Regions from separate parts of the Mus musculus genome. Here regions 1 and 3 are each linked to region 2. The links are chromatin loops, found by intact Hi-C in ENCODE. Cell type or tissue: heart. All regions are shown on one strand. Links, peaks and the distances in the headings refer to the core of each region. The heading gives the core; the rest is flanking DNA. Region 1 has its middle 47 kb from the start of Gm41499. Region 2 holds the start of Gm41499 (a long non-coding RNA gene). Region 3 has its middle 58 kb from the start of Gm41499.

Evidence for each region. Hi-C counts contacts between places; a loop is a spot of excess contacts. Peaks named below come from ENCODE experiments on the same cell type or tissue, not always from the same donor. Only the 100,000 strongest peaks of a DNase experiment are listed, where the experiment ranks them.
Region 1: a loop joins it to region 2, with 2.4 times the contacts of the local background. A loop is called at or near these places in 2 of 42 quality-filtered maps.
Region 3: it touches region 2 in a loop (1.9-fold over the local background); 2 of 42 quality-filtered maps call a loop at or near these places.

What each region holds. Positions count from the first base shown.
Region 1 is chr16:92,998,594-93,008,962 of GRCm38, forward strand. No RefSeq gene overlaps it. Among named protein-coding and RNA genes, the nearest start is that of Gm41499, 47 kb to the left of the region's middle. In heart, for the core only: no CTCF peak of the experiment used is centred there; a DNase peak (open chromatin) is centred at 8,158; H3K4me3 peaks cover 705 bases; H3K27me3 peaks cover 1,528 bases.
Region 2 is chr16:92,948,927-92,959,295 of GRCm38, forward strand. Gm41499 (a long non-coding RNA gene) reads left to right here and starts at 8,033. Exons shown (of 3, transcript XR_876262.1): 1 at 8,033-8,137; 2 at 9,251-9,361; 3 at 9,730-10,194. In heart, for the core only: no CTCF peak of the experiment used is centred there; a DNase peak (open chromatin) is centred at 5,525; H3K27ac peaks cover 414 bases; H3K27me3 peaks cover 644 bases.
Region 3 is chr16:93,010,115-93,020,483 of GRCm38, forward strand. No RefSeq gene overlaps it. Among named protein-coding and RNA genes, the nearest start is that of Gm41499, 58 kb to the left of the region's middle. In heart, for the core only: no CTCF peak of the experiment used is centred there; no DNase peak of the experiment used is centred there; H3K27me3 peaks cover 1,771 bases.

The DNA.
Region 1 (10,369 bases), core at 6,617-9,116, 52 kb after region 2:
AAATCCCATAGGCTTCCTAGACTTTCATCATGGCTTTACTGCAATATTCTGGCCAGGTTCAGGGTAGATGAAATTTGTCTTTAGGGAGATTAGATTCTAATAGTATGTCATGTAGCATGCGCTGGTAGAGCGTATTTCACTGATGTGATACATCTGGTTGATGACATAACAAAAGACACATCTTGTGGAGCTGAAGTTGGGGCTTTATTATTAAGAACAAGGAACATAATAAGAGGCAGCCAAGCCAGTTGGGTGACTCTGCAGGACCTGAAGTTCTTCATGACTCACAACAAACAAAGGGGCATTGTTTCTAGATGACAACTGTCAACAGTGAACAAAAACAGCAAAACTGGCCTTGCCCAGTCAGCCAGATCACATGGCTACACGGAAATATAATTCCCATGTGTGGCTAAGTTTCTCTCCATAGATGTATTTAGTTTTAGATTGGCCACATTTTTTATGGCTAAATTGGTCATATGAAAATGGTCATAAGTTGAAAAATGCAGAGCCTACTCCATAAATCATGAGGGACAGATTAAAAATGTGGTCTGGGGGCTGGAGAGATGGCTCAGTGGTTAAGAGCACTGACTGCTCTTCCAAAGGTCCTGAGTTCAATTCCCAGCAACCACATGATGGCTCACAACCATCCGTAATGAGATCTGGCGCCCTCTTCTGGAGTGTCTGAAGACAGCTACAGTGTACTTACATATAATAAATAAATACATCTTAAAAAAAATGTGGTCTGTTCTCATCTTTCACACACCCACATTTCTCAAGAGTACCCCCACAGTCCTTGCTACCACTTGAAGGTTTTGTCCTCCCATAATTCAAGTTGGAATTCCAACCGATCCCCAAGGTGGTAGTGATGGAAGCAAAGCCTTAGTATGTCATTAGGTCGTGAAAGAGGAGCCTTAGTTGATAACATGAGTGCCCTCATGGAAAGTGACTGGGAGAGCTCCCGTGTCCCATGTCTATCATGCTGAAAAGATGGCTATAGGGAGTAGTATTACTGAAGTTAGAGTCACACCCTGCACTCCAAGAAGCTAGGCTAAGCTGTAAGAATCCAACTAAAATAACTAAATTGATAGTAATAAAAGACATAAAAAGGAGACTTATTCAATGTGGACATGTTGAAAAGAGGAACAAAGGACCCAGGGACTCTCTCAAGTCCATCTTCTATGTCTTGAAGTGACATCAAGCACTACAGACTACGAGGATATGATCATCTAAGCAGTCTGGTCAAGGTGGTGTCTCTGACCATCACCGACCCGTCACTGTCTGAACTCTAGTCTCTCCAGCAAGGTGATCTGGCAAGCCGTTAGCACTGGGTGAGATCTTCTTCTGAGAGGTCAGGTTCTTCTCTGGCTGGCACCGGGCTCCAGGCTTTTCCTTCTCCCAACATAAGATTTTTGGGAGATGTCGAATTTCTTGGGGTCCATTATTTCAGCAGATGTCTGTGGATGTCAGGTCATATGTGCCCAAGCCGCTGAAACTATGAGAAGCACAGGTTTGTTGAAGCCACTCCTTTTCAGGTTTTGCTTTAGTGATTCCACTTCTGAACAAAGTGGGCCTAGAAAGCTTCACAAAATACAGAGAAGGCTCCCCAAGAGGATGCTATCTGCTCCCCTAGAGATGTTGTTGTTTCACTTTCTGCAGACTTAACCCCAAGCAGGCTTACCAATCTTATCCTGTCACCTCTTTCTCTGGAGTCTTTGCCACACACCAGCTGCTCTGATCATGAGAGGTAGGGCAGAGAGCATGATTAAACGCCCCATGCAGGTTAGAAGCATGAGATTGAGAGCCGCCGATATGATATGAAGGACCTTGAGCTCCTGTCTTGATCAAGCCTTGGTCAAAGCTTCAGTCACCACTGAACCAGGATGCACGCCTTTCTGAAAGTTTACTTTAGATGTCTCACATTTAAGGAAGGCTGTCTGGGGAGGATGACAAATTGGTCATGACTCTTTATCACCTCAGAACTGAGTGCTGTCCGTTGTTCTACTTAATCCTTGCTGCAGTCGAATAAAATAGCCATTCATCATTCTCATTTATGGATTAAGAGCTTGGGTCTCAGAGAAGGAGTTTGTTAATGTCATCCAAGTAACAGGGCTAAGAAATGTATGAGTCCTCAGTTCCAAGTCAGTAAGTCATGCAGGATACACCCCAGAGGGTGAGCCAAAAAGGCTTCCATGGGAAGAGAATGGCCTGAGTTCACTTTTGGCTTCCTGGAGGAAATGAGTACCTACTCTCACCTGCAAGAGCCTGGTTTAAATCAGGGTTCTGGGTGGGGAAGACCATCAGAAGAGGGGTGTGAGGAAAGGGGGCAGGGAGCATGTGCAAAGCCCTGGACATGAACTGTGTTGAAATATCACAAGTACGGGACACCTCACAAGGGGCTTGAGTAAAAGTAACTAGGAAAAGGCTAACACACTAGGGGAGTTCCAGACAATCAGACACACCAAGCTGACGCCTGAATAGACAGTTGCTCCCTAAGTCAGGCGCACATGATTCCACAGTGAGTAAAAGACACCAAGTGAGAACCGGGCTCTTTCTTATCGTTTCCAATGTTTAGACATATCATCTTTAGTCCTTTCATTTAACTGAAGAACCTAGTCCTTAGAAAGGGTCACCAGCTTGTCCAAGACCCTATCATCTGGGCAAGCGGCCCCAAGATGGCTCCAGAATACAAGCAGGTGGAGTCTTGGCAGGTTTCTTTTGCACGTAGTCTTACGTGAAATTAAGTCAGAGAGAAAGGAAATCACTTTGCTTAACTTCACTGTTTGTGCGTGTATACATTGTGTGTACACGTATAGATGCGTGTATACATTGGGTGCACACGTATAGATGTGTGCATGCATGCATTGTGTGTATACATATAGACTTGTACATGCATACATTGTATATACTTACATAGTTGTGTGCATGCTTACATTGTATGTGTAAATATATATATATATATATATGCATGCATGCATATACTGTGTGCACACATATAGATGTGTGCATGCATGCATGTGTGTACACATATAGATGTGTACATGTAAACATTGTATATACTTATATAGTTGTATGCATGCTTACATTGTGAGGATAGATAGATAGATAGATAGATAGATGGATAGATAGATATATGCATGCATACATTGTTTATATACATATTGATGTGTGCATGTATACATTGTGCATTTGTGTGCACGAGTACTGATGAGTGAGGACACATGTGGAGGGCAGGATGACCTCAGGAACCGCTCCTTGCCATCCATCTTATTTGAGGCAGGTTCTCTCATTTGCTTGCTGTACTGGGTACTTAAAGAAAGCTACTGCAGAAACTTCTAGATTCTCCTGTCTCTGCATCCCATCTCTTCTTAGGAGTACCCGAATTCCAGACAGGGATCACCACATCCATCTTTCACGTGACCTCCTAGGATCTGAACCCAGGATTTTGTGCTTACCCAGAATGCACTTCTACCCACTGAGCTGTCCTCCTGGTCCAGAAAGTTTGTATTCTTTGCCAACTGAAAGCTAGCTTATGCACATATAAAGACACTTGGGGTGGAATTTTAAAAAGAAACTGGTGACAGTGGCCAGCCTTTATCAAATGCTTGCCCTACAGTATCAGGATGCTGAGGCCTTTCCTTGTGCTTACTTTGTGAAGTGAGTGCTACTGTAAAGATGATAAAGAATCGAAGTCAAGGACGAAACCATCAATCGACTTAGACTGGTTGATGATTTTTTCCAAGTGTAACCCTTATACCACAAATATCACCTTGAAGCTTTCAAAGAGTCAGAAACACTTAAAAAAGCCCCTTTTTATATTGAAGCTCACTGGTTATTAGGCTGCTCCTGCTCACCGAGTTTGAGAACTTTAGTTCCTGAACATCCAGTTAGAAAATGAAGTGTTTGATTACCACTAACTTAGACACCATTGGGCCAAATCACAGAGCTGATAGGTGCTTGATGCCATTCAAGTGGGGGAGGCAACCATTGGTTGGTTGGACTTTCTCACATGAGCAAGGTACAGCACAGACTAAGGAGACACTGAAGCAAGCCTTGATACCCATGTGGGCTGAGTTGTGACTGGCATTGATGAAGGAAGCCTCGAGGTCAAGCCCCACCCGCCAGCCACATTGTTGATCTGTCTAGCACCACTGCCTTCTCAGTGAGGGTGTTGCCACCCTGGTGATCAGATCTGAGCTGCATGACCCTCAGGGGTTTTCACTGGTCCTGGGAAAGATGTTTATATAACTTCTAACTCCAGTCCTACCTAAGATCTTCCTTTCTTTAGTCAATGGGTAAGATTATTTTTTAAAAAAATGTACTTTTCTTGCTGAGTATGTGTGTGTGTGTGTGTGTGTGTGTGTGTGTTTGTGTTTTTGTGTGTTTCTGTCTCCGTGTGTGTATGCGTGTTCGTGTGTATGTCTGTGTGCATATGTGTTTGTGTCTATGTGTGTGCCTGTGTGTTTGTGTGTGTCTGTGTGTTTGTGTCTATGTGTGTGCCTGTGTGTGTGTGCATCTGTGTGTCTGTACCCAGGCACACATTTGCCTATCACAGGAAAATATCAGGTATCCTGCTCTTTTGCTGTCTACCTTATTTCTTTGAAACAGGATCTCTCACTGATCCTGGATTTAGGCTGGAGGCCAGCAAGCCTCAGCAATCCCCATGTCTCTGTTGCTCCACACTACGAGGGTCACAGGTACACGTGTGGCCACACCTAGCTTTTTCTGTAGGTTCTGGGTATGAACTTATATCCTCATACTTGCACATGTACTCTTATCCACCGAGTCATTCTCCCACCCTCAGTATTTTCCCTTTATGTCCGACTTATTATAATTTTTCAAGGGAAATCCGAACATTCCTTAAAATGCTGTCTAGGAACCCAGAGGTGTGCTTTTCCGAGCCGTGAGGCTGTGACACTGGGAAGCTGCTTGCTGGTGTGAGTGGCATCACCAGATTCCAGACTGCTATAGCCAGAAAGGCCTTGCCCAGTACAGACTGTCAAATACGTCAGTGACCCACAAACACTACCCTGAGCCAGGCGAAACCTTACCTATGCCTGCTAGTCCCAGCTTCTTCCAAACTCAATTTCTCATCTGGGAAATATGAGTTATGGCTTCAAACCCGCATGCTGTAATAAAAGGGGGTTCAGAAATCATGACCTAACATAGAATCAGAATCTCTGCTCTGCCACTTTACACTTTGCACAAATTCGTTGGCTTCTCAAAACCACTTTCAAACTCCCCATACACCAGCTCACCAATATCAATCTGTCTGTCTGTCTGTCTGTCTGTCTGTCTATCTATATTAATTAAAGTATAATATTCCCACGGCTTGCTACACAAAGTGTGACAGAGTGCAGGGCAGTCTGGATGTGGCCATGCCAGGGAGGGCACTGTGTGACATGGAGTCTGAATTACCTAATACCTTGAGATTAGCAGGCTCTCCTGATGAGGGAGTGTGAGCAACCCCTTTCTTCCCTTTCATTAATAAGTCCCATTAACTCCTGCGCCCAACTTTCCATACTCCCTGTCTTTCGCAAGAAGTGTCACCAACTCAATGACACAATGCTCTGCCTGTTTGCATTGTGGGAAGTGCCACGGGGAAACAGGCTGCTCCTAAAAAAATGACTTCAGACACTTAATGTAGATGTAACAAATACCACCACCACCACCACCACCACCACCACCACCTCGCTGATTTCCATGGAGGAGATTCTGGTCTCATTTTCTATGGAAATAAGCCAGTGAAACAAGCCATCAGGTTTAGCAATTTTTAAGCAATGCCAGCCAGCATATTGATAGCTTATGATAAATCCACCCTACTTTTATGCTCAGAGTATTTGAATGCCTATATGTGTGCACGTATACATAAATACACGGGCATGAGTGTGTATATGCATACAACTCGTCAGAGAAGGCTAGCTAGTCAGTCACTGCTGCACCGTGATGAGCAGCAGTAGAATTCAGATGGATATTGCTGGATATTAGTTATTTCTTTTAATTAGACTATTTTAGAAGGTGAATAAGTGCTGCAAACTAAAGGCTTGCTTGAAAGAAAAATGAAATCATACAAAGAATTGTTAGGTAGTGAAAACTTTACCAGTTCATTTTCAGTACCCCCCTCTGTACACACACACAGACAGACAAACAGACACACTTACACATAAACACACAAGACACATACATATTCACGCACATATATACCCGCATACATATATATAAATATCACACATACACACATACACACACTCACACACATACACACATGCTCACACACACACTACACACACCACACACATACACCCCAGTTTACATACATGTACACACACACACACACACACACACACACACACTCAATCTAGGAATCCCTTAAGCAGTGCCATCCCCAGTGGACTGTCATAGACGGTGGGTAAACAGTGAGCCTGACTCTTGGCAGGATCAAGGACAGAAAGGCTCATCCCCACCATAAAAGTGTCCTGGGAGTATTCCTGTCCTGATTTCCACATTTTAAAAAATAGACTCTTTTCTCATACAATAATCCCTGATTATAGCTTCCCCTCCCTCTTTTAATTTGGCATTTCATCCCAGATGCTCTCAGAGGTTGGTGTGGAAGGAACATGGTAATTAATACATGAAGACCTGGTAGATGCAACCGGGAGAGAAAATCTCAAACCTCGCCTTTCTGTCTGGCTTTTCTCTTGGGAGCCTCTGGTTGGTCTTGGCTGCCATACCCAGAAATGAACCCAACCAACTCTGGCTGAAAAAGACTTATTCACAGGATGCTCACTCGGTGTGCTCCCGTCCTCTCTCCTGACTTTTGGAACTGAGATTTAAACCACCCTGAGCCCCATCCCTTCTGCAGAATCTCAATGACTAATCTGTTCTTTCTTTTGCCAAAAAGAAAGGATGCTCCTCCTCTTCCGTCCACTCCCCCCCACTCCCCCCCCCACCCCACCCCCCACCCCCCGGCCAAGATCAATTCTGCCGGTATTTATTAATCGTCTACCACCAGCTAGACATCGGGCAGGCAACACTGACACCATGTCTGTTCTTGGGAAATTTCCCCTCCCATGTTCCTCTTTGGGCTCTATAAAACAGGCGGCCAGACTACTCTCTTTTGAACTCTGAATCCGTTTTCTCAGAAGAAGAAGAGCCCTCAGAAAGCTGTTTCCTGTCTCTGAGCTCCCTGTGAACTCGATGGTTGATAAATGCTCATCTAATTGGCCAAACACAACTTTAAACATTTTATTTAAGGAAATAAATCATTGTTTCATTTTTTTTTTAAAGTTCTACCTTTCTGCTCTTTCAGAGTTAATATTTGGGAGCTTATCACAAAATGAACTTGATTATAGGGGACACAAATTGGCCATCAGGATCACAATCCCAGTGCACTGGGAATCCTGTGCCTAGATAGCAGAGGAATGGAATTTGAATCTGATAATTGTTAATGACAGGAAAAGAAAAAAAAAAAAAGATTGTTTCTTCTTTGCTGAGCCATCACCCACCTGCAAGGAACAAATTAAAGATATTTACCTTTAAAAGCCTTTGAAAGCTATTTAAAGAAAAATAGACAAAAAGTGAAGTGGAGGATTGAGTCACAATTGAATTTGTTGAAGTAATTAAGTCCCTCCCTCCCTGAACAATTATGTTTAATAATAAACATCTAGGATGCCATTTTTATATTCTTTAGTGCCCTTCATGGTAGTGCTGTTATATAAGCTCACAAACTCAAGTGTGCTTTCCCCTCTTCCCCTAGCCTACCCGTGGTCTTTATTGTTGTTTGATTGAGTCACCTTGTAAAATTATAATCTTTTGTAGAAATATATTTCTAGATGAGCAAGCCCCTCTGGGCTCCTGCAAGCCTCACCTTCGCTGAGCGAGCGACTGACTGGCATGAGGAGCGCGCAGGATCGAGCTCTTGACCCATAATTTTCTATGAGAAAATGATCAGGAAAGCTGGCGAGGCAGCGTGTGTGGAGCCGGTCCAAGGGACCCAGCCTCCCCTCTGTTGTTTCAAACAGTCAACAGCTGCCCGGCCTGTTTTTCCCATCACACTTCAGGATTGCGTTAGAAAAAAATTCACCTTATAAAAAAAAAATCATGAAAACTGAGAACAGGGAAGCGACCGAGCGGAGGCCACTGTGTGGTGAGTTGCTGCTGTCATCCCGGGCTCTGCTCCTGGGCTTGGCACCTGCCCCAGGGGGCTGCATTCCCTGCCCAGCAGGGAGTTCCAGCTGACCTGCTGAGAATGTCCCGTGTGAGTCACCGCCTTTAACTCCATCAGCGCCATTTGCTGCCCACTTGGATGTTTCTGAACAGCTGCTTGGCTCTGAACTCATCCAGTAACTGGAAATGCGGCCGTTGTCTGGCTAATTTTCAAAAAATGGAGTCAGAGGCAGGGTTAGGGAGAAAGAGAAAAGCACAAACCCAGTCAAGAAAGACAGACAGCTAGCTATCTTTACCCCTCGATGGCTTTGAATTCCTTGGAAATCAAATGGCAAGGTCAAATAAACCCAGTTTGTCCCTTTCTTTCTTTCTGTCGCTTACTGTTTGCCTAAGGAAGTTGGGTGCGATCTCATATGGGATTTCATGGTATCTAAAAATTTACCTCCCTCAAGGAGCCTGTCTGATCGTCATGCTTTTAAACTTACCCATCCCGTTTTCCAAACACAACAGTGAATATTTCCCTTGCTCTGGAAACGTTTTTCACATTTGAAGTTCATTTTTAACTCCATCAACAACTTTTAAGAGGCTTCAATTGAACAAGTTTCTGGCCTACACATTAACCAGGATATTTGAGAAACATTAGACATGATCCCTGGATACAGGAATTTGTAATGAAATGGAGAGAGAGAGAGAGAGAGAGAGAGAGAGAGAGAGAGAGAGAGAGAGACAGAGACAGAGAGACAGAGACAGAGAGACAGAGACAGAGAGACAGAGAGAGAGAGAGAAACCCTGATTCAAATGGATTTCAAATGGATGGTCCAGGAACAATATGGGGGAGGTGGGAAGTGCCAGACGCCTGCTAGAGCTATTTGGGCTTCTGAAGTTCAGAGCAATGCTCTGGAAAGCTGCTTTTCAATCTAGAATGATGGTAACCAATATTAACAAGTGAAATTGAATTGACTCTGTAAACGTGAACAGTGTCAGAGCTGGGCACACAGCCCAGGGGTCTGTTAAAGGCTAAACACTTACAGGGTCACAGGGCTTCACTGGATGGGAAGTCTGTGATCATTGTGTGCATCTTCCTATGCATTAACACAGGCAGACATTAAAGAGAAAAATCTCTTCCATCACCAGAGACACTGCAGGGATGGCAGACAGTTCATAGGTCACGAATCCACTGTACTGTATCTGGGATCCAGTCCTTACTTGAAGGTGGGAGAGTAGATACATGGGAGAGAGAAGACACTTTGATTTGTGAAGATCTGATCTGCACGTTCTCTATTTCCTTTCTTGAAAGGAAATCTTAGAGGACAATAAAGAAAAACAGAGTCCTCTATTTTTGTCTTAGCTTTTCATGTGGCTGCCACAAAACACTTGTTAGGAGCAACTGAATAGAGGAGAGGTTCAGCTCAGGCCGTCAGAGACAGTCCACCACACCAGAGGCACGCTGGACAGACTGGCCTGGTAGGTGATCGAAGATTGAGGTGCAAGCTCACACAGCAGGAAGCAGGGAGCTAGGGCTGGAAGCAGAGTCAAGCAACCCTCATGAGCTCCACCCTGCAACCTTACATATGCCACCAGACTCAATGTCCAAAGCTTCCACAGTATCCCAATCTACGGGGTGCCAACCCTACATACACATACTCACTTACACACCCAACCACACATGCACATACACACACTTGCCACACTTGCCCTCTCTCTCTCTCTCTCTCTCTCTCTCTCTCTCTCTCTCTCTCTCTCTCTCTCTCTCTCACACACACACACACACACACACACACACACACACACACACCATGTAGATTCTCTGAGTATCCATTAAAGTTTCAGCATTTACCATTCATTTCCCTAGCAGTAAACATGCAAGGCTGTTGGTTGTTCATGAGCTTGTTCAACTCTAAGCTATTTATTCCAACTCACCGAGTGTTCAAAGTCAAGATCACTTGTTCTTCAAATGTTAGATTAATTCATGCTATTAAATGAATGAACATACACAATCCTAATACCACCAATTGAGATTTGAGAATATATTCATTATGGTTGGGGGGTGGTGGTGGCTGGTAGTTTTAATCCTGAGAAGACTTGCTACAAATATTTTTTTTTAATTAAAAAGAAATGGTTCAATTTAGGACCCTAAAACTAACTAGTAATTTGCTCTGTGATTTCCCAGTTCATATGTAAGAGTGTTTGAAAGACTAATGAACAA
Region 2 (10,369 bases), core at 4,210-6,709:
TCTCTGCTTGCTTTGGGAACAGGAGGGAGAAAGAAAGGACAGGAAGGAATAAAATGCCATTTGGACCACAGTGGGATCTAGAGTTATGGGATGAGAACACATGGTTCATACCCTGTGTCTGCTATGAGAGCCGCATTGATGTATACAAGGCAGATTCCAACAGGGGAACAGACTGAAAGCAGAAGCGACCATGGGAGACAGATAGGAGGAAGATGGGGCTGTAAATGGATTAAATGCCTAGAGATAACTTACGCGCTTTAAACTGCAAATTAGCCACCACCATAGACACACCATATATATGGTTCCAAGACACTTTCTGTGACTGAGGAAAACCTCACAGTCACACTAATGTGGGCAGTTCCTGCTTACAGAGGCTCCCCTTTAGACCTGGAGCCCCCCACATTTGTATAGTAAAGATGTCAATCTTTCTGAATTGTGTAGCCAGAATTTCCATTGATTCACATGCACACACACACACTCAACCTTTAAAGGTGTATTTCTTAAAGAAATGTGTGAAATTTGAAAAACACAATCTGGTAGGAAATAGGTATTTTAGATAGAAAACAGCACTTTTCAAAACACCAACGGGGATGTACCTACCTCAGTGAGGAGAGTGAACTAATGTTAGTTGCCTGCCCATTTTAGTTAGAGATGCCAGTTGGGAAAAGACAACTGCTAGAGCTTGCTTTCTGTTGCTATGATAGCCATGGCCACAATAGCTTAGTAGAGAAGAGAATTCACATCATTTTGTATGTTACAGTTCACCTTCAAGGGACCAAGGCAGGATCTCAAGGCAGGAACCAAGGAGAAGACAGATCTCACCAGTTTGCTCTGGTTGCTTTCCTGAGCACCTAGGGATGGCGCCACCCACAGTGGGCTTGGCATCCTTCCAGATCAGTCATCAGTCAAGATGATTTCCCATGGGTATGCCTTCAGGTCAGTCTGAAGGAATCAATTCACTAAAAAGTTGAGGTCCCCTCTTCCCAGATGACATCTAATTTGTGTCAAATTGACATCTGAAATTAGCCACCACCATAACTAAGCCATTTTAAGAAACATTGGTGGTCTTTATGTCTAGCCTAGTGCTTTCTCGTTTCTTTCTACTTTCTTTTATTAAGAACTTGTTTCTGCATGACATTATTCAAAAAAGGACTTCTAGAAAAGGTGTAAGAGAGTGGCCTGGAAAATCAGAGCAGGGCAGGACTCTGGGGATATCTGGCTAGAGAGCTGTGAAAAACGTAGTAGTCAGGACTGCGCTCTTTAAGATGTCAACACTGGACAGGATGTGAGCAAGGACCAGCCATTTGTACAGTGTCAGCTCTTACTCCCTTGCCTTGAATCTGTGTTCTTTGGTACTGGACTCTCAATTGTCCCCAAGTGCACCAGCCTCTGAGTCTTGTGTCATTATTCCTATGATGTCTGCTTTCTTTTTTCTACACCTTCCCTGCCACACAGACTGTTTCCTCAGACCGTAGTTCTTTCGTTTCCATCTCTGACTACATAAACACACGCAATGTGTGTACAATAGTAGAAAATATATCGGGAGGAACCCGTTCTAACTATGGGCATATTTGTGTATGTGCAGATGTACATTATGAGCAGCACATGTACATAGCTGTGTGCAGACAGAACCCAGAGGACAACCTCAGTGTCTTTCCTCAGCTGTCACCCATATTTTCTTTTATTTGAGACAGGGCCTCCCACTGACTGGGGGCTCACTAAGTGGGCTGGATGGATGCTCAGTAAGTGCCAGAGGGCAGGGCAGGAGTTCATAAGTCAGTTCTGGCTACTTAAGGACTTCCATAATACTTCTTGAACATGTCTCTTCCTTCACAGTGCTGCGACTACAAACACATGTTAATGTGCGTCCTGGGGTTTGAACTCAGGTCCTTACACTTGCAAAGCTAACACTTTACTGACAGAGTCATCTCCAGCCCTTCATCATCCCTCTCCTTAATGACCTGGTGAGTGCTTACTCCCATTTGAAAAGTGAGAAGATCCACTCGCCCAGTTAGTCCCTCCCGGCTAATGGAACTGGACTCAACCCAAAAGCTCTTTGATGAAGACAGCTTGTCCTGCCCCCCCATACCCTAGGCTCTCCCTCTAGACTCCAAGCTACCTGCAGCACTTTCCTTGTTTGTTCTTACACTCTGTGTTGCACTTAGCCTGGGGGAAGTGCTTATCAAGGTTCTATCAAAGGAGTGCACTTTAATAACATCCATTACTTTACATCATGGTGTGCAAAGTCACTGTGGTCACCCGTTGATTGTGCCCTCTTGGGCCCGAACACTCAATAGAAACAATAGGAAGATTTTCACTGTAAGGACTGAGAGCCAAGTACTGCTCTAAGGTCGAATTGTATCTCCTCTAATCCACACACACACACACACACACACACACACACACACACACACACACACAAAGTGCAGGGAACTCAGTCCCATCCTTCAGCCCATTTTATAGATGGGTGAACTAGAAGTAGAGTTCATCGAGCCTAGCAACAACACTTCTTCCCAAAGCCCATACTCCTAGGAAAAACAGGCTTGAGGGCTGAAGCCATGTGGCTGGCTTGTAGCTCGCACCCACCACTGCATCCCATTGCTGTCCTTATCTCAGGTGACTCCCATGCAAGGACAGCACATATGGATATGAACAAGTATGGGATATTTCCCCTCTCTCAAGCAATGCGTTCGTTCTCTGGAGCACAGATTCTCCATAGAAGTGACATGGTCAATGTACTGGAAACGTGGCTCTGGCATTCTCCAGCACTGGAGGCCAATGCGGTGAGAACACAAGAGGGAAATAGCCACAAGGAAAACAGATGACTCTGCATTGGAGAAAATACAAGAACGGCAAACTTCTGGCTGCTGTTTGTTGTAAAGTGGAATGCTGGGAAATTGCAATTAGGAGAGGCATGCTGTGGCCCAGAGAGAGAGAGAGAGAGAGAGAGAGAGAGAGAGAGAGAGAGATTCTAGATCGCACAAGAATTTGCCTATTCCCCAAATGTTGAGAATCCTGTATGCCTTCCCCGGGCTGGAGCAGGACCAAACCAGATCATACCAGAAGGCTTAGGCCTGGAGAATTCTATCTCAATAAATAGCTACTTGTGGGCTGATCGAAGCGTCAATTTTTAAAGGAGAATATGATCAGGAAGTTATAGTCTGCTTCCCACAATGCCTGACGCTTCCTATCCCCTTCCCCTCAATGAAAGAAATCACCTTACCAAGGATCCTGTGGGAGATAAAATCATTGCTGATTCCTTTGGCCTGGGATCTCACAAGTGTTACAAAACTGTGTCTCTGCCTACAGGGCGCATGCCAGTGTTAAACAACTACTGTTAAGATTTACTGGGGTTCATGAGAACCCACTGAGCCAAGAGGCCATTCTGCCAAAGGGTCACCGCTCTGTCTTTCAATCCTATTTATGTGTTGACTTTTGGTCTTTATCGTTGTTTGAAAGCAAACAAGGGATATTTCTCTTTGCGAAAGTTGATGACTTCAGGTGGAGAGAGAACAGCTGTGGCAGACGATTCTGGAAACACAGCGAAATAGCCTCTCTTCACATAAATGTTTATGGAAGCAGGAAGACTGAAGAAGAAAAACACAGCAGAAAATTGCATGACTCACAGGCTGAGTGCCTTCTAAATAAAGCATCTCTCCGAATTTCCCAGGAGATGCTGAATGTGAGCAGGCGGCAGAGCTCTGTGGGGCAACAAGACTGTGTTTAAACACCCCCAAAAAAAACCCCAAAACAAAACAAAACAAAACAAAAAACAGTGTACACAAAAGTCACTGGGGGGGTATTCTGTTCCTTTTGAGGTTAAAGAGAACCTCAAAGAAGAGAGCAAGAAATCCTGGATGCTGTGCCCCCCTCCATCTGCTGTTGAGTCCCTGTGCAGCTCTCAGCTCCTGGTTGGACCACTGTGCAGAGGAAGAGCTGTGGCCCAGTGCTGTGCCTCTTGCTGACTCAGAGATCTTCCTGTCGTAGAGCCTGGCCAACTGATGATCACTGAGTTTAATTTTAGATCTTGAGTGCTGGATCTGGGAATGTTTGCAAACTAGACCCAGGCTCCATTGACACTGGCATGTGAATTGGAAAGAAAGTTTGCAAGTCTTTGAGTCTTTACACTGCCCAGTCCATTGTACCCCCACAACATTGTGAATTTGGAATAAGCTAGAGGAAGCCGTCTTGGGGCACTACTTCACAAGTAACAGGCATTGCTCCTGAGTCTAGATCTCAGAGATAGAACTTCGTTCTTTATACTTAGTTTTTTATTCTTAGGAGTTTCTGACTAGGAAGATCTAGAAAGTTCTAGAAGGTTGCAGACTAGAATTTAATTTCCTTCCCACTCGAGTCAATAGGTCTTGAAGCTATTAGAAAATGTGTTAGAAATAGTCTCTAGGTTCTCACTGAGGCTTAGCAATTACAGCAATCTGATAGCAAGTTGGCAACGTAGAATCAGGTGAGCTAGTTAGAACAATCATCCTTGGTGCCTCCCATTTAGAAGCAGTTAAGCAATAAAACACTTCAAAGGGACAATCGCTTTCTACGATGGGTTTCCCTGTATGTTAAAGAGTCAGATTATTCAGTAAGTTGACCTGTTCTGAGTCAACTCCCACAAAAAATATGCAGGACACCCAGTCAACTGGATTATAAATGAACAGAAAGGAATTTTTAACTGAATACCTGTCCCGTGCTGTTTTCTTATTGGGGTTACCCCAGAAGACATCCAACTAGAGCAACTGTATATTTTAAATGACAACACAGGGAGGCCTGTGGGCTTTCGAAGTTACCATGTATTAAAAACACATTCTGAGTGTTTTCCTCCAAGAAGTGGGGAATCTAGATGAAGAAAATCTTTAATAGAAGCAAGAAGCTAGCTACTCTGGAAGGGTCCCACTCAGCCATTGACACATACTGTAGAGCGACAACCCAGAAAGCCAAGGTAGTTGGACTACAGAAAAATAGTGGGACAACTTAAGAAGTTCTGAGGTGACGCAACACTTCCCCCAGGCAGGATCTCAATTCCTACCATTCTGACTCCTTAACTTCCTTCAGTGTCTTCCATGGTCTCCCTTGAGGGCGAGAAAGGGAAGAGATAGGGTGGGGGTGTCCAGCAGTATTTTACTGTACATTTGTTTTGGCATTAGCTGAGTTCTAGACATGAAAACAATCCCCTGTTCTTAATTCAGTCCATGTGCGGCAGAGCCGTGCACAGGGAGATCTGGCTTTTACTAAAAGCTATTAACAAGCATGTTTGATCACAGGAAGTCGAGAGAGAGCAGTGCTTGCTTCTAAAACACAGTGAGTGAGTGCTGACCGGCCTCTAGAGGGAAGGCCCAGATTTGTGTGTTGGTCCTTTGGTAACCTACTGAGCTCCATCCAAGACAAGTAGAAGATGGGACCCGGAGGAAGATTCCCAAGCCAACCCCCAGTGTGGGCAAGAAGCCTGTCCCACTCTGTTCCGAGCACTTCCTTCCTGTCCAGGGAGGTGAGTTGCTGAGCCTGTTTCTGGGCAAGCGGCCATGTTGGGATATGGCCTTAGATAGCCTGCAGCTGGGCTGAGTGGGCGTCTGTCAGACTCAACATAGGCAGCTCCCACCGTCCTGCCTGGACAGCTGAATAGAGCTTCTGAGAAGAGCCTTTGATTTATTGGTGGCCCGACAGCCCTGGGTACTGCAGTTCAAGTTCCAGGAAGCAAAGCTGTGACAGATGAAGTTCTAAGTATACAGACAGTGTGCGTGCACACACGCACACACACACACACACACACACACACAGACAAACAGAGACAGAGAGACAGAAAGAGACAGGGAGACAGACACACATACACAAACACAGACAGAGAAACAGACAGGCACATACACACACACAGACAGACACACAGAGAGTGACAGACAGACAGAGAGACATAGACAGCCAGAGAGACAGACAGGTACACATACACACACACAGAGACAGACAGGAAGACAGACAGAGAGACAGACAGGCACACACAGACAGACAGACAGACAGACAGAGACAGACAGAGAGACAGACAGGCACAGAGAGAGACAGAGAGACAGGCACACACAGACACACACACACTCACACAGAGAGAGAGAGAGAAAGAGAGAGAGAGAGAAGACAGGCACACACAGACAGAGACAGAGATACAGAGAGACAGAGATACAGACAGGCACACACACACTCAGAAGACAGGCACACACACAGAGACACACAGACACAGAGACAGAGAGACAGACAGGCACACACACACAAGACAGGCACACAGGCACACACACAGAGACACACAAACACAGACAGAGACAGAGAGACAGACAGGCACGCGCGCACACCTCAGCAGTATGGAATGGAACTGAAGGATACCAGCGGTACAGGGTGCAGATTCTCCTACATGGGTGACATCACTGACTTGAGACCATCAAGGGACTAACTGTGTTAGCAGCACTGGACAGAGCCTGAGGTGGATTCTTTTTTGTTCCTTCCCACTGATTGTTTTCCTGAAGGGTGTGGGTTGAAGTCTGAGAGTGAGGGATCATAGTCTCTGTGGAGGAACCTGAGATGCCTTATTGCCGTACCCAGAGAGTCAGGACTGCTCTGCTTACAAAGACTACAGCAGCAAGGACTCACTCTTGGAGAAGAAACAGAAACCCAGACTCCCAGTTCCTGTTGATCCTATTTTTACTCTCTGAGTCTCCGTGACTCTCCATCTCCCTCTCTTCCTCTCCCCACCCTCACCCTAGCCTCGTTAGAATTCATACACACACCTGGTTTTCTATTTACTTTGGGGACAGAGGAGGTGGGGCCCAAGAAGGGAGGGCATGCTTGCTGGGGAGTGTCAGCATTTGCTGCTATAAGCGAGAAGAGGAGGGTGGGGGAGACTCTGCCCATCTCAGTCACGGGGACAGGTAGTTAGAAATATTGATGCGTTTGCATGTATCTGTTCATAACAAACAGTCCTCTCCATGGGTTGGCTGTTGGCCTCAGCTCAGATGCTTTGGCAATTCCAGACAGGTGGGAAGAAGGAAGATGGGGGAGGGGAAAGGCTGGGTTTATGGAAAGAAGTCTGACCAGTGGCTGAGGAGGCAGAGAACATATGATGTGTCTTTAGGATGTTAGGACCAGCACAATCTCCCTTTAATTTTAGCTTGGTCTTTTTACATGGGTAGCTCTGTCTGGACTCTCATATAGGCTCTTGAGCATGGGCACAGAGCTCAGTAATAAATTGCCCCAATCCGTGCTCTCTTGCACCTGGTACTCAGAATTTGCTGCACCACCTAAGCTTCAATAATTTAATAATTCAAATATAAGTTGATACATTTAGTAAAAACAAGGAATCTGCTTTATCAAATTGTTTCAGTTAGGGAATTCCCATTTATTCTCTTTAGTCTCCAATAATCTCGAAATAAATTGCTGAGATATAATGAATTTAAAAGGTAGTATTTTGATGCAAGTGAGGAACATTTTGAAGTAGTTTCATTGATTTTTTTTTTAATAACACAACTCATTTGGATAGGGATGAGTGTTCCCAAGTAGCAAACTTGAAAAACTAGCCCTGTTGTACAGTTTCTACAACAAACAGACCCACAACAGCAAAGCAAGCACTTCTACAGCGAGCTGGAGCTCTTGTTTGTGGAACCCTCCTAAACCTCAGCTATCTTGGGGGATCCCAGAGGACAGAATTACTTCATGTCACAGCAAAAATTCTCCTGGCTCTAAACAGCTCGTGGCTCTGGGAAACAGGAAAACAGTAGAACAAATGTCAAGCCGTGCAGTGTTGGGGAAGGTTGTGCTGTGGAACTTCTACTTTCCAGGGGTCCACCACTACATCTATGTCTTTGAATCCTTTCCTTCCTCATGTCTGGTGAGTTTCTCTTTTCTTTCTCGGAATACCCATTGTCAAATCCCAAATAGCAAAGATTACCACCAACCAGATGGCTAGTGTGGACTCCTCACAGTGAATAATTTTCATAGCACATCAGGGCCACAGACAAACAAAAATGTAACCAGGTGCTAGGAAGGTGTCTTCCAGGGTATAATGATTGGATACAAGCCTGAAGAATCATCAACCACTGTGAGAAAGCCAAGTGCAGCAACTCCTGCCCCAACCCTGGTGAGGCAGGATGGTAAGGAGGTAAGGACTTGCTACGTAGGCAACCTAGCCAAATGGACAAGTTCTAGATTCGGGAAGGAATCTTGTCTCAGAAAGTGAGATTGAGACTAGTAATAGAAGACAAGCTCACACCTCCCCACACCCATGCACACATGTCTGCATAGCACACAAGAATATAAGCTCATGCCCACCCACACCCATGCACGAATGTATGTAATACATACAAGAAGGCCACCTCATACCCACCACACCCATGCACGCATGTATACACTACACATAAAAAATAAAGTCACCGAAGTTCCTATTTCCTGTTAGTTTTGGCTTAAATCAAACTGATGCTTCTCTATTCCTTCCTAACGCACACTGACTCTTGTTTAACAGCGAGGCGCAGGAACAGCCATGCTCAGGAAGCATCCTTAGTGGTCCAGGAGGAGAATTAGATTTTGACTCACTTGTGAGAGGGCAACGCTTCCCGACGTGTCTGTGAGGGGTTCCCTAGATGGGGTTAATTAAGATGGGAGGACCTTTCCTAAGTGAAGGTTGTGAGTAAAAAGGAGAGAGGGAGCTGAGCTCCCACTTCCATCTCTCGCTGCTTCCTGACTTGTGGATGCTGGGTGGGCAGCCGCCTCTCACCTCAGCTCCCGAGCCGTCCAGCTCATGACGGACTCTACCATGATCCAAAGCAGACCCTCCTCTCCTTAAGTTGCTTGTGTTAGGTGTTTAGTTGCATCCATGATAAAATGAACGGATACAGCAAAGATTTACCTAACAGGATCCATCAGGATCGATGCAGAATCTCCGATTTCCATGATTGACATCATGTCGAAAGGGTGACTTACTCACAAAGAAAGCCAAGGGAGAAAGTAGAGTATATCCTAGAATTTAAAAATGTTATCTAATAATTTATCCAACCCAAAGGAACTGGACCATTTGACAGGGTTGTGAGCCAATCTTAGAAACAAGAGAAGCAAGAGAAAAGAACTAAAGGTATATCCCATCTGTTCCTATGGTAACCAGGGCATCCCCTTGTATAAACATTAACTGGGGGAAAAAACAATGAGTAAAACCATTACCTCAACTCCCCTTATATGACTGAAATATTTTTGCCTTGCCTGCTTTTCTGTTGTGTGCAAGGAAGCACTTTGGGGATCTTGTTGGTACCAGCAAACCTGTGCTGAGCTCTGCAGCCATCCCATATGTGGGTGAGAACAAAGGCCTTCCTTCCCCCAAGGCCAAAGTTTGCTGGTAAGTTACTGCTGCTGTCAAAATAGTAACAATGAGCTTGGGCAGGGAGACAAGGGCTGTCCAGTGCTGGCTGAGCTCCACGCGTGGTGGCTAAGAGAGACAGATGCACACATGTGCAGGGGGGCCTTTGAGCTCTGCATTTGAGCGTAAGAGCCGGCTTTGATGTACTTTACACGGCAGGAAAGAACACTGGTGTGTGTTGTTCCGAGCACCCTGCTGACCTGAGGGTTGCTCTGATGTGACACCCTGGCCCCCTACAGTCAGGAACATGATGGTGGGCAGAGAAGCAAATGAACACATTCTAAAATGCAGCCGAAGTGCCAGAGAAGGGGGCTTCTGTTAATGACTTTGTTATTTTTGTGACACAGTGCCTGACAAAGCAGTTTAAAGGAGGAAGGGTTACCACGGCTCACACTCTGAGGCTACCATCTACAAAGAACATGAAGTAGCTGGTCACATGGTGTCCGCAGTCAGGAAGCTGAAAGAGATGCATGCTGGGACAGAGAACTCATCAAGTCCTTCCGCGCCCCTGAGTGTTGTGTGTCACTCAAAGACCTTGAGACTCATGCTCCCTTGTGTGGTGACTCCAGGGGCCCCTCCTACCCACCATCCCTGTCTAAGTCAGCTTACGTGCCCTCCCTCACCTTGGGAGTGCGTGGGTCTCCCTGCCTACTCTGCCTAGAGGACGCCTGCTGCAATGCCCACTTGCTCAGGGACAGGCTTCTCCACAGAACTCCAGAGCCAGGATAAATTTCTTATCCCACAGCTAAGAGCCGATGTTGATTCCAGATCGAATAAATGAGATTATAAAGCCATATAGGAGGCTCGTCACGATTAGCACCCACATACAGAAGTGAAGAAACGTTTGAATAAGATAGAACAGGAAGTGAGAAACAGCCCAGAAAGAAGTAGCATACAGTCTACAGTCCGGAAAAGAATTAGTTCTTTCCGAATAGGAAGAGTCTTGATAGAGCTGAACCTGTGGTCACTTGGATCAAAGCTACCAAA
Region 3 (10,369 bases), core at 872-3,371, 58 kb after region 2:
CAACCTATCAAAACTTACTGGAGTGAGAACAAAGACACGAATGCAATGGAAGTTTGGTTACTGGAAGCAGGGGCAGAGGGAACACAAAGATATTTTCTGCCTTTTACAGTTTCTATCTAGAGAGCAAGTCCGAGGCAGGGCCATATTAGGAAATTAAAATTTTGTTGAAATTCAAGTATGGTGGCGTGAGTCTGTAATCTCGGCACTCGGGTGTCTGAGCCAGGGTGATTGCCAATAGTTTGAGGCCAGACTGAGCTAAGTGGTAAGTTCCAAGCCAGCCTGGATGGCATAGGTAGACACAGACACAATAACAAATAAATATATAAATAAACAAACAAACAGGCAGAGGAAGGAACAGATAGCAAAGCTGGAAAGGTCGAGCAGATTAAGGGACCCCAGAAAGTCTCACACCTGAGAATGGGAGGCGTTCGAATCTGCTCTCGACCAGGTGCAAGTGACCACGACACCCCACTAAGAGGACCATGACAACTCTTCACTTAGCTAGCATAGAGCACAGAGTTTTCTCTGTGTATCCCTGGCTGTCCTGGAACTCACTCTGTAGACCAGGCTGGCCTTGAACTCAGAAATCCACCTGCCTCTGCCTCCCAAGTGCTGGGATTAAAGGCGTGTGCCACCACTGCCCGGCCTGAGCACAGTTTTCAATACTAATGAGGTGTCTAAATAGGCCGGCCCGAGAGTTTAGCCAATAAGCTTCCTTTCCTGGACAGTCCCTCCTGTAAAAGGTATTTAATCTTTTGTCCACCCTGAGTAAGTATTATGCACCCATTTTCTACCATGAATAAACAGTTTGGACACGCAAGAATTGTCTTCTTCCTCAAAGACTACCATGGGCGGAGCCTTCATCAATACGGAGCCACGCCTAAGTTTCCCACAGAAGGTCCTCCGTGCTCCTGATACTCAGTCTGAGCTAAGTCATCCTACCACCAACCACAGCCTTGGCCCCAGCCTGTACCATTTTTCATCCGGAAAAGCACAGGCTGGGCCCCCCATCTTAGGCTGGGTTTTGCCTCCACTGAACGGTGTGTCCCACGAGCCCAGAACCCAGGTGGTGGCGAGGAAGGAACTTAGCCCAGTGACTCTCCAGGTTCATCTTCCTGAGTGGCATCCTGACACCCTAGCAGTGAGATGAACCGCAGACCCACAACATCAGTTATCTTGAATATCAGATATTCACGGCATGATTTATAACAGTAGCAAAATTTCAGTTATGAAGTAGCAACTTTTTTTGGGGGGGTTGGGGGTCAGTACAACTATATGAAAATGTTACAGCATTAGAAAGATTGAAAACCACTGCTACAGTGGACCAATATTGTTACAATGATCAAAGAGAAATAGTATTTCACACTTGATCATAGCCAAAAGGCTGAGAAGCAATGAGAAATAGTATTTCAAGTAAGGATTTTTATACCCAGAGAAAATTGCCACAATGAGTAGACTCAGTTTCAAATAAATAAAAACAAACAAATTTTAATGATTCATTTCTTTATGAGAGAGAGAGAATGAATGAATGAGAATGAGTGCAGTGCCCACGGAGGCCAGAAGAGGACATCAGATCTTTCAGATCTGGTGTTCAGAACATGGGCTCTAGGAACTGAACTCTGATCCTCAGCAAGAACAGTAAGTGCCCCTAACCTAAACCACCTCTCCAGTGTCTGTGGTAAATTTTTTTTCCAGGAGATTTCACTACAATGCAAGCTGTTGGAAGGTCCTTCACTGAGTAGAGATGGTTAATCCTTCAGCAGAGATCTGATTCCTTTACACCAAAGTTGGTAAACACAATGGGTCAGTAGAAAAGACAGTTTGGGTAAAAGGTTTTCACTTTGCATTTTGAGATTTCCACAGTGGGTGATAAAATCTGTAGCAGCTGTCACATAAGTGCTGAGAGGTGGGCGCACAGCCTGTGTGAAGACCCAAGCTGCGTCTTTCACAAGCAGGGATACCTACTTGTTCTTAATAAACTGTAGACGTGGGAATAATTATGGCGTTTGTTGGAATGATACAGAAGTGACTGGAAGAGACAGAACTTCAAAAGTTGCTACCTCAATTACCTATGTGGCCTAAATGCAGCAGGTGTAAGGACCTCCTTCCTTGCTGTCTGTAAACTCACTGCCACTTGTAAGATGAGCCACATTAGTAGTCTCCATCTCTCCTTGACAATGTCTTACACCAAGGTTATGGGTGCCTCCCTGGGTATACACAGATCTATGAGCTTTGGAAAAATTGAAACATTATATTAAAATTCTTGAATAACTGGAATCTGGATCCTGAGGTCCTAAACTGATATCTCTGGTCAACACTAAGACCTCTCACCTCTAGTCTGGATGCTCACTGGTTCTCCTAACTCAACCATTCCCTACCTGTCTACTTCCCTCTGTGATGACTCCCACAAGGAAAAGCATGTGAGTGAATTAGATCGTGGCATCTGTGCACATGGAGGCCGCAGACATCACGAGGCAATCCACTGTGAACACACTGACTTTTAGCTGCCCAGTCACGCTGGCCTGGACTGAGTGAGTGTAAGCCAGGAACTTGCTTTTCCAGGTAAAGTATTATTTAAATAGATCTCCGTTTCCCATCTCTGCAGTGGTTTGCTGGGTCTCAGAGCTAACATTCCCAACAGCCCTCAAAGATCTCATCTTGGCATTCCATCCTATCGCCATGTTTACATGGGCTAACTCAGGGTCCAGATATCTAGGCTATCACTAGAGTAAATAACTTGACATGGCCTTCTGGTTCTTTGAGCCTGAATGGAACCAGTTTGGGTGATGAAGAAGGTGATGGCTAATTGCTGATCTAAAATATCTCAGTCCAGGAAGGCGTCCTGTCATCCATCACCTCTGGTCAAGCTTGTGCCCTAGTGATGGATCTGTATAACGATGCCTTCTTGTTGCCCCTTTTCCAGGTGTGCTTTGGCAAACCTCTCACGTCGGCAGCATTAGAAAAGGATGTGATTTGATATCGTGAGGAGATGAACAATAGGCAGAGCACGCAGTTGGGACTTGGATTGAATTTTGGTTCCTTCTCTGGATTAGGCAGTGTTATGGGACTGTCTGAAGCTTCGAGGATTCTTGGCCCTGGGAATGTGGAAATCTGGGGACCGTTTGTGCGTGCATTCAGACCACTCCCGCCTTTATCATAAAGAGTGCTATTCATCTGGTCCCCCTCCCCTTTTCTACCCTTCTCTTTGGTCCTGGCACCCTTTGAAAAGAAATGCAGAAATGATTATGCTTTGGGGGAACAAATGTTGCCACATACACATTCTGATTGTTGAACTACACTGGAGAATGAGTATTTCTGGCACACGTGTGTCAAGGTCTTGGATCTGTGCCCTTTGATGATGAGTAGTGACCTGCCTCTTGCTCACGGCTCAGGTCTGGAATGAGGAAGAAAGTCTTCATAACTTAGGAGAAGCCAAAGAGCCAAGAATAACTGAAAACAGGGAGTCGGGCCACTGAAGCCAAGGACGACCTGTAGGAGGATGGAGAGCGAGCTCTCTACGCTCTAGCTCTGGAAAGTTCCAAGGGTCAAGAGACAGCATCCTGAAATAAGGGATGGTACCTGCAGCACGGACACAGAGTAACCCCCCAGGTGTTGCTCCATCTGCCTCTCCTCTCTGAAACCCTGACAGTCCCCACTGACATGATGCAAGAGGAACCAAAGGAAACCGGTTTAGAGGTTTTAGAAACCAGGACTTTGATGTCTAAGAAAAGCGTCCCAAACTAGTTAAAGCATTATATTGTGCTTTTTATTGATATATAAAATCCACCTCAGAAATCGGCCACTAAACACAAAAGGAGCCTCAAACCCTGTAGGGATCTTTTGGGAAGGATATAATCACGCGTATGACCTCACCATAAACACAGCTTGTGAGCCACACTTGCTTTGAAAGTGCTTTACAAGCACCGTCCAGTTCAAGCTCCTCCCTGTTCCTGCTGGCTCCTCCCTGGGCTGGCAGGTGAGAAAGAGAACGTTTGGCTCCAAGCGCAGAAGGCAAACCCAGGATAGGCAGGTGGATACTCGAGGCCCTGGGTAAGGCTTCTGCCCCAGTGAAGCCCTGAAGTGTCATCAGAGCACTGAGAACCCTGAAGTGCCTGTGGGAGAGTCAGAGCTTGCCTCACGTTGTGAGAACAGCCAGCCCCTCCCCCACTCCTCTCTCCCCCCTCTTTATTCTTATCACCTTGAACTCCGAATCCCATTGATTCCTGGGATCTGACTGTTCTTCATGCACTGGTACCTTTGACAGGAGTCTTGCGCTAGGATTCAGGTATAGAGGCCTCATTCCTATTCCCTCCCCCTTCTGCCAGGCTTGCCCCAAATCTTTCCAAGATCCTGAGATCGGCACCTCTGCTAGATGTAACCGTGGAGTGCTTGATTCCTGTCATGATGTTCGTTCCATTCCAGTCCCTCACAAGGATGTTGTCTTCTGTGACTGTGAGCAGGAGTGGGATAGCTTCCCTGGGGTGAGATGCTTAGCCTGTGGGGCTTCTGTCAAACAACTATGACAATGTCAGGCCACTTCGAGGACTCGGTGAAGTTTAGCCCAGTGCTTGGCGCTTAGTACACACTTACCACCCCAGATAGCTCACTGGTGGAGTTTTCTTTACCACAACCAAAGCCCTAACTCTGATCTTTTCCCCTCTTCAACAGACAACTTTATCACTTGCTATCATCAGTTGAATGCTTGTAGCTCTGCAAAATTCCAACCCTGACTCTCTGAACCCCCAAGTGGCTACTTGGAGATGGAACTCTTAAGGAAGTGATTAAGGATATTGATAAGGGTGGGGCCGTGAACACTGTAATCAGTGACTTTAGACATAAGATCTATCTGTCTGTCTATCTGTCTGTCTGTCTGTCTGTCTGTCTATCTATCGACTGTTACCCCCTGTGTGCATGCAGAGTGCTTACCCCCTGTGAGTCTGGGCTGAGTTTCCCCCACCTCCGGCCCCAGTGTGTGTACATGCTGAGAGTGGACATATGGATTCCTAAGGAAGAAGTGGCTATCCACTCGCCAGCACAGTGCTCCTCTCCAGTATCCAGCCACACTGGCACCCTCACCTCAGACTCTTAGCCTCCCAGTTAATTATTGGCTTGTGAGGCACTCAGATAGACTGCAGTATTTGTCATGTCAGCTCTGAAACACCAAGACACTCCCTAGCAGGCATCTTCTTGCGCTGCCCATTCGTGTGGGCATCGCTGGCCATCCATAGGGAATCGAACCCTTTCCTCTGTCTGCTTCCCGAACGCCCTCTCCTCCCGACGCTGTTAAGCAAATATCCCAGAGAGTGTGTATCTGTTAAGATCATTGTTGACTTACAAAAAGGGGATATAATTCTGTCGAGGGACACTTTAATCTTTGCCCTTCCTCCTTGTCCTAAGTGCTCACGGGATGCTGGGAAGGGGAGCATCTTAGGCCTAGGGAATGTGATGGCTTCTAGATCGTCGTGTGGTGTGGACCACTGCGGATCACCAAGTCTTCCGACTCAGTGTTCCACTAGAAACAAAAACAAACACAAACGGATGAACGGCATCCACGGAACATCTCACCTCATCCCTGTGTAGTTAGACGCAGAGATCAGTCCTAAGGGAAAGACTTCCAAAATATTTCCCCTGCTGCCTCAGAAAAGGCTTCTAAAAGCGCAGCTCCCGTGAGGCCCCTACTCTTCCCTCTCCTGGTGTTTTCTCTGGCTTCTCTTTGTGTGTGGAATGAAGCCCAGCTCCTGGAACAAGGAGACTCACACAGCCTGAGGCTGTCTCCCTCCCCTTTCCAGTCTCCTCCACCCCAGTGCACACCTGGGGAGACCACCTACCTATTCCCCCCAAACACACACACACACACACACACACACACACACACACACACACACACACACACATCAGTTACTTCTCCACTTCTCAACTTTAACCCTCTCTCTGCGTGTGCTCATGGGCAGTTTCTCATGCTTCTGAGCACAAGCAAAGCCCCTCTGTCCTCTCCTCTGCTAGGATTTCAGAGACCTGCAGGCTGCACGCAGCTTCTGGTTGTTATGAGTAAGGGCCCAGGAGCCCTCTCCTCTCCCCAGCTGTCAAGGCCCAGTGAACTTGGGTTCAGTGCTTAACCTTATGGAGCTCTCTCTCTCTCTCTCTCTCTCTCTCTCTCTCTCTCTCTCTCTGTCTCTCTCTCTCTCTAAACAAGGGTGACAGCGGTGTCTACCTCAGACTGATGATGGCTTAACTGATTTTGACTTTACTCTGTTGCAAAACCAACTTCCTACGACTAACCGTTCTGCATTTTCTCTGTCAGTTAGCCCTAAATGACGGGCTATCGTCAATAATTTATCATAACATGGGCTCCCTCCTTAGATGAGTTTGCCCACTTTAAGCCGATGTACACTAGACAGATGATGAAGGTTAGCTTAGCTGTATCAAATATTCTCGGGGCTCATGACAATTTCAGCTCACAGTGAATCTGTCAGGATGGGACCCATCAAAACGGTGGCACTCCTGTACCTGCCCCTAGCATTAAAGTGAAGAATAAATACTTGTAAAATGCTTATAAAGAAACTGGTACATAGGGTACAGATGCTTTGAACCTTCTTTCTCTCCCAGGGAAACATCTGTGGGAGCAGCATCCTGGGCCATAGCGTGGTGCTGACTATAAGGTAGCCATGCAATAGCCGTTCTTACATCTAAATCAGTCCTTTCTTAAAGGGCTCACTAAAATCCCTCTTTGCACAGTGGTATCTGGGATTGGACACTAAGCCGTGGAGCTCCACGTGGGTCTGTCTACTCATCATCCCAGTCTGTACAGAACTGCGAAACTCTCCCCTTAGAGTTCGGCTTCTTCATCTCAGATTCTTTTATTTGAGATTGAGTTTTATCATCTTTACTCTGTGTGTGTGTGTGTGCCTGTGTGTATGTGAGTGTGAGTGCAAGTTCCCATGGAGGACAGAAGCGGAGACAGGTCCCCTGACTCTGGAATCCCAGGCCATTGTGAGTTCAGCTGACGCAGGTGCTTCAAGGCTTACACGAACGTGGGTTCTGTCTACCCACATGTCGGCAGGTGCCTCTGACTGGCAAGAAGGATCTTTATTACACAGGAAGTGCATCATGGAAGCCAAATGAGAACTCTTATATGACGTGTCCTACAGCGTTGCACTGCGTGTAGTGGGTAAAAAATGCTCCCTGCTTCAGAACCTTTGTAACCAGCAGATGACCTTTCAAGGCTTCCACGGGTTAACATAGACTCTTCACAAAGCCAAGGAAGCCTTGGAAGTATATTAGAAATGGGTTACTGAGTGACACAGGAGTCTCCGTGGACACAGAATCAATAGGCTGTCTATGTGTGTGTGCATGGATGTGATTTACCAAACAAATAGGGCTCACATGATCATTATAGTTATTACAAAGCATTGACACATAGTCACAAAGATGAGGTGTTTGAAATGTGTGGCGTAGGTCTGCAGGTGGAGACCAGGAGGGTAGGATGCCCCAGACCCAGGCAGCAGGTTCAGCAGGCTGGACCCTGAGGACAGCAGCATGCTGGGGGTTGCCAGGTGTAGCAGGCTGGACCCTGGGGACAGCAGCATGCTGGGGGTTGCCTCTTGCTCAGTGTAAACTGGCTTCCCCTTAGTTTAGATCTTCAGCTGACTGAATGAGGACTGCTCGCACTGTATGTGTGTGCCTCCTCTGTGTTTCCCCATTTAAATACTAGCTTTGCCCTCAGACATCCTCCAAGGTAACATGGAGCCACCACAAACGCTGTTACAGAGACATCCGGGGATAGCAGAGCAAGGTGGCTGAGAGGGTGGAGGCGCTTGCTGTGCAGTCTTGGTGGCCTGGGTTTGATCTCTAGTTCCTTCAGTGGAAGTGGAACACCAACTCCTGAGAATTATCCTTTTCCCTCAGCACGTGCGGTATTCACGCATGCGGTGTATACATACGGGCACATCACCATCATCATCATCACATTCACCATCATCACCATCGTCATCATAAGCAATCACGAAACGATACGAAATGGGTGGAACTAGACAAAGAGAGGAACAGGAGTGCTTTGAATGCACAGCTCATTACCAAGGCTTCTCCGTCTAAGTCAGGGGGTTCCTTTCTTCAGAGAGAAAGCTGGATGAGGAACGGGATCACCGATCACTTTATTACTGCGGTTCCATAGCAACGACGGCATAAAGTTTGACTCATCTGTGGAAGCTTCTAAAAAAAATGAAGGTGCCTACTTTGTGTGAGTTTTGTGCCTTTGTATGAATTATTCTTTGGGAAAATCTGGGAAAACGGACAGCAGGGTACTTGAGGTCTCGGGGGCACACTGTGTGCTCCACCATCCCAAACATAGCGCCTGTGGCCTCTGACTACATTACAGGCAGAGAGTTTATGTTCTAGGGGGGACCACACGTTGATGATGCAATGCTTACGTCAGACGGAACCACTGGTGGTGTGGATTGACATGCTGCAAACTTAGAGCCACTGTCTGCAAAGTGGACGGAGTCTCCTCTTTACCTAAGGTGAAGGTCTGTGATCTTTATAAACGTTACTGCCACAGATCAGACATCTTTCCTCTGAGTGGTCACCAGAACACTGCGTTAGGAAGAATCCCTTATGTTTAATTTAAACTCAGTTTGCCATTTGACTCTGTCTGCAGTGCTAGGATACAGAGTGGGTTTTGTTCCAGTCGTGAGTACGCTGTGAGTTTAAAACCTGAACTCTGGCAGGAACTCCTCAGTAACTCAGAGGGCAGATTTGACTGACACTGCAAGGCAGCCCTCAGCCTGTGAACTTTCAAAGGAAATATCAGAGGACTCACCTGCCCACACGTTTAAACCCTTGCCAGGGTGTGGGTATGAGGAAAGGGGGAGGGCTCCTGCAGCACGTGCTAAACCAGGCCTGGGATCACACGGTCAGCCCTCACCAGTACCCACCAAAACCACCACCAATAAACACCATGATGATCCTTCCTCCCTCAGGCAGAGAGCACTTTGATTTTCAATAGGATTAACTCCAAGCTCTCCAACACTTAGGTGCCAATAAAATAAAGCAGTGTGGCACACAACCACGAGGCCCTCATCACTCGCATCTCAGCAGCGAGCAGGAGCAGCGAGGGCTGAATGGCTAAGAAGGGAGATCTAGCAATTGGCCCGCAATCACCTCACAAGTCAGTGGCAGGGCTGTGTCGGAAATTGGACTGTCTTCCAAACGTTGGTCCAGACCCCAAGGCAGCTGTAGGGTGGATTCCATGTCTACTCTCCTCTATCAAGCCTTCGTTTGGTCTGTTTCTGCTGAGGACCCTTTGAGGGTGTGGGTTTGCAGAAGATGTGCCACACAGATACAGTGAGTTAAAGCCCCTCAGCCAGCAAGGCCTGTGGGACTAAGCCCCTGCGTGCCTCTCATCTAGGAGCCCCTGGAAATCCTAAGAAGTCCATGGCACACCATTTCTTGTCTTTATGCCCCACACTAACTTCTTCATGTTTGCTGTCTGATTGTGTGTTCCTGTTTTATGTTCATTTAGACAAGTGGCAATTTCTCTTTCCCTCCCTCCCTCCCTCCCTCCCTCCCTCCCTCCCTCCCTCCCTCCCTCCCTCCCTTCCTTCCTTCCTTCCTTCTTTCCCTCCTTCCACCTCTCTCCTTTCCTCCCTCCTCCTCCCTCCCTTCTTCCTACTCTTTGTATCTCTTTTCTTCCCTCCCTCTCTCCCTTCCTCTTTCCTTCTCTCCCTCCCTCTTTCTCTTCCCTTTTCTCTCTCTCTTTTCTTCTTTTTTGTGCATTTCACTTCTCTGTTTTCCCTATACTGTTACTTCGATTTAAACACCCCAGATGTCGTACTCACTCTATGATAGGCGGTAATGTTGCTTGTGTGCTAGCAGCAGAGGCTGTGGAAAGCATAAGACCAGACCCCCTTTCACCTGACACCCACTCTGTGCTCTGTGAGTTTTACCATCTTCGCCCCTGAACATCTATACACTGAAGATGCCCCCAGTTCCAAACTGTCACTCACAAGAGCTAATCTTCCCACTGAAGCAGCAGAAGCCTTAGCACAAGGACTCCCAGGCCTCCACGGGACTCTCTGCTTCCCCTTCTTCTGACTCTCAGATGCACTGGGGCATTGGTGGCTGGGTTAATGAACCCATCCATTACACCGCCACAGTGGAAGGAGAATTTACCTCACTGTGTCTACAGCTGGGGCACAGCCAGCATATCTATAACCAGAAGGCAGCTGATTCAAGAGAACCTGCAGTAGAATGGTCATTTCTTACCATCAGGGGTGCCTGCCATACAATACTCAGTCAGGTACTTTCCAGATGCAAATGAAGACCGGCTGTCCTGATTGGATGGTGTTGGGTGGGTCCTGGGTGGAGGCTGGGT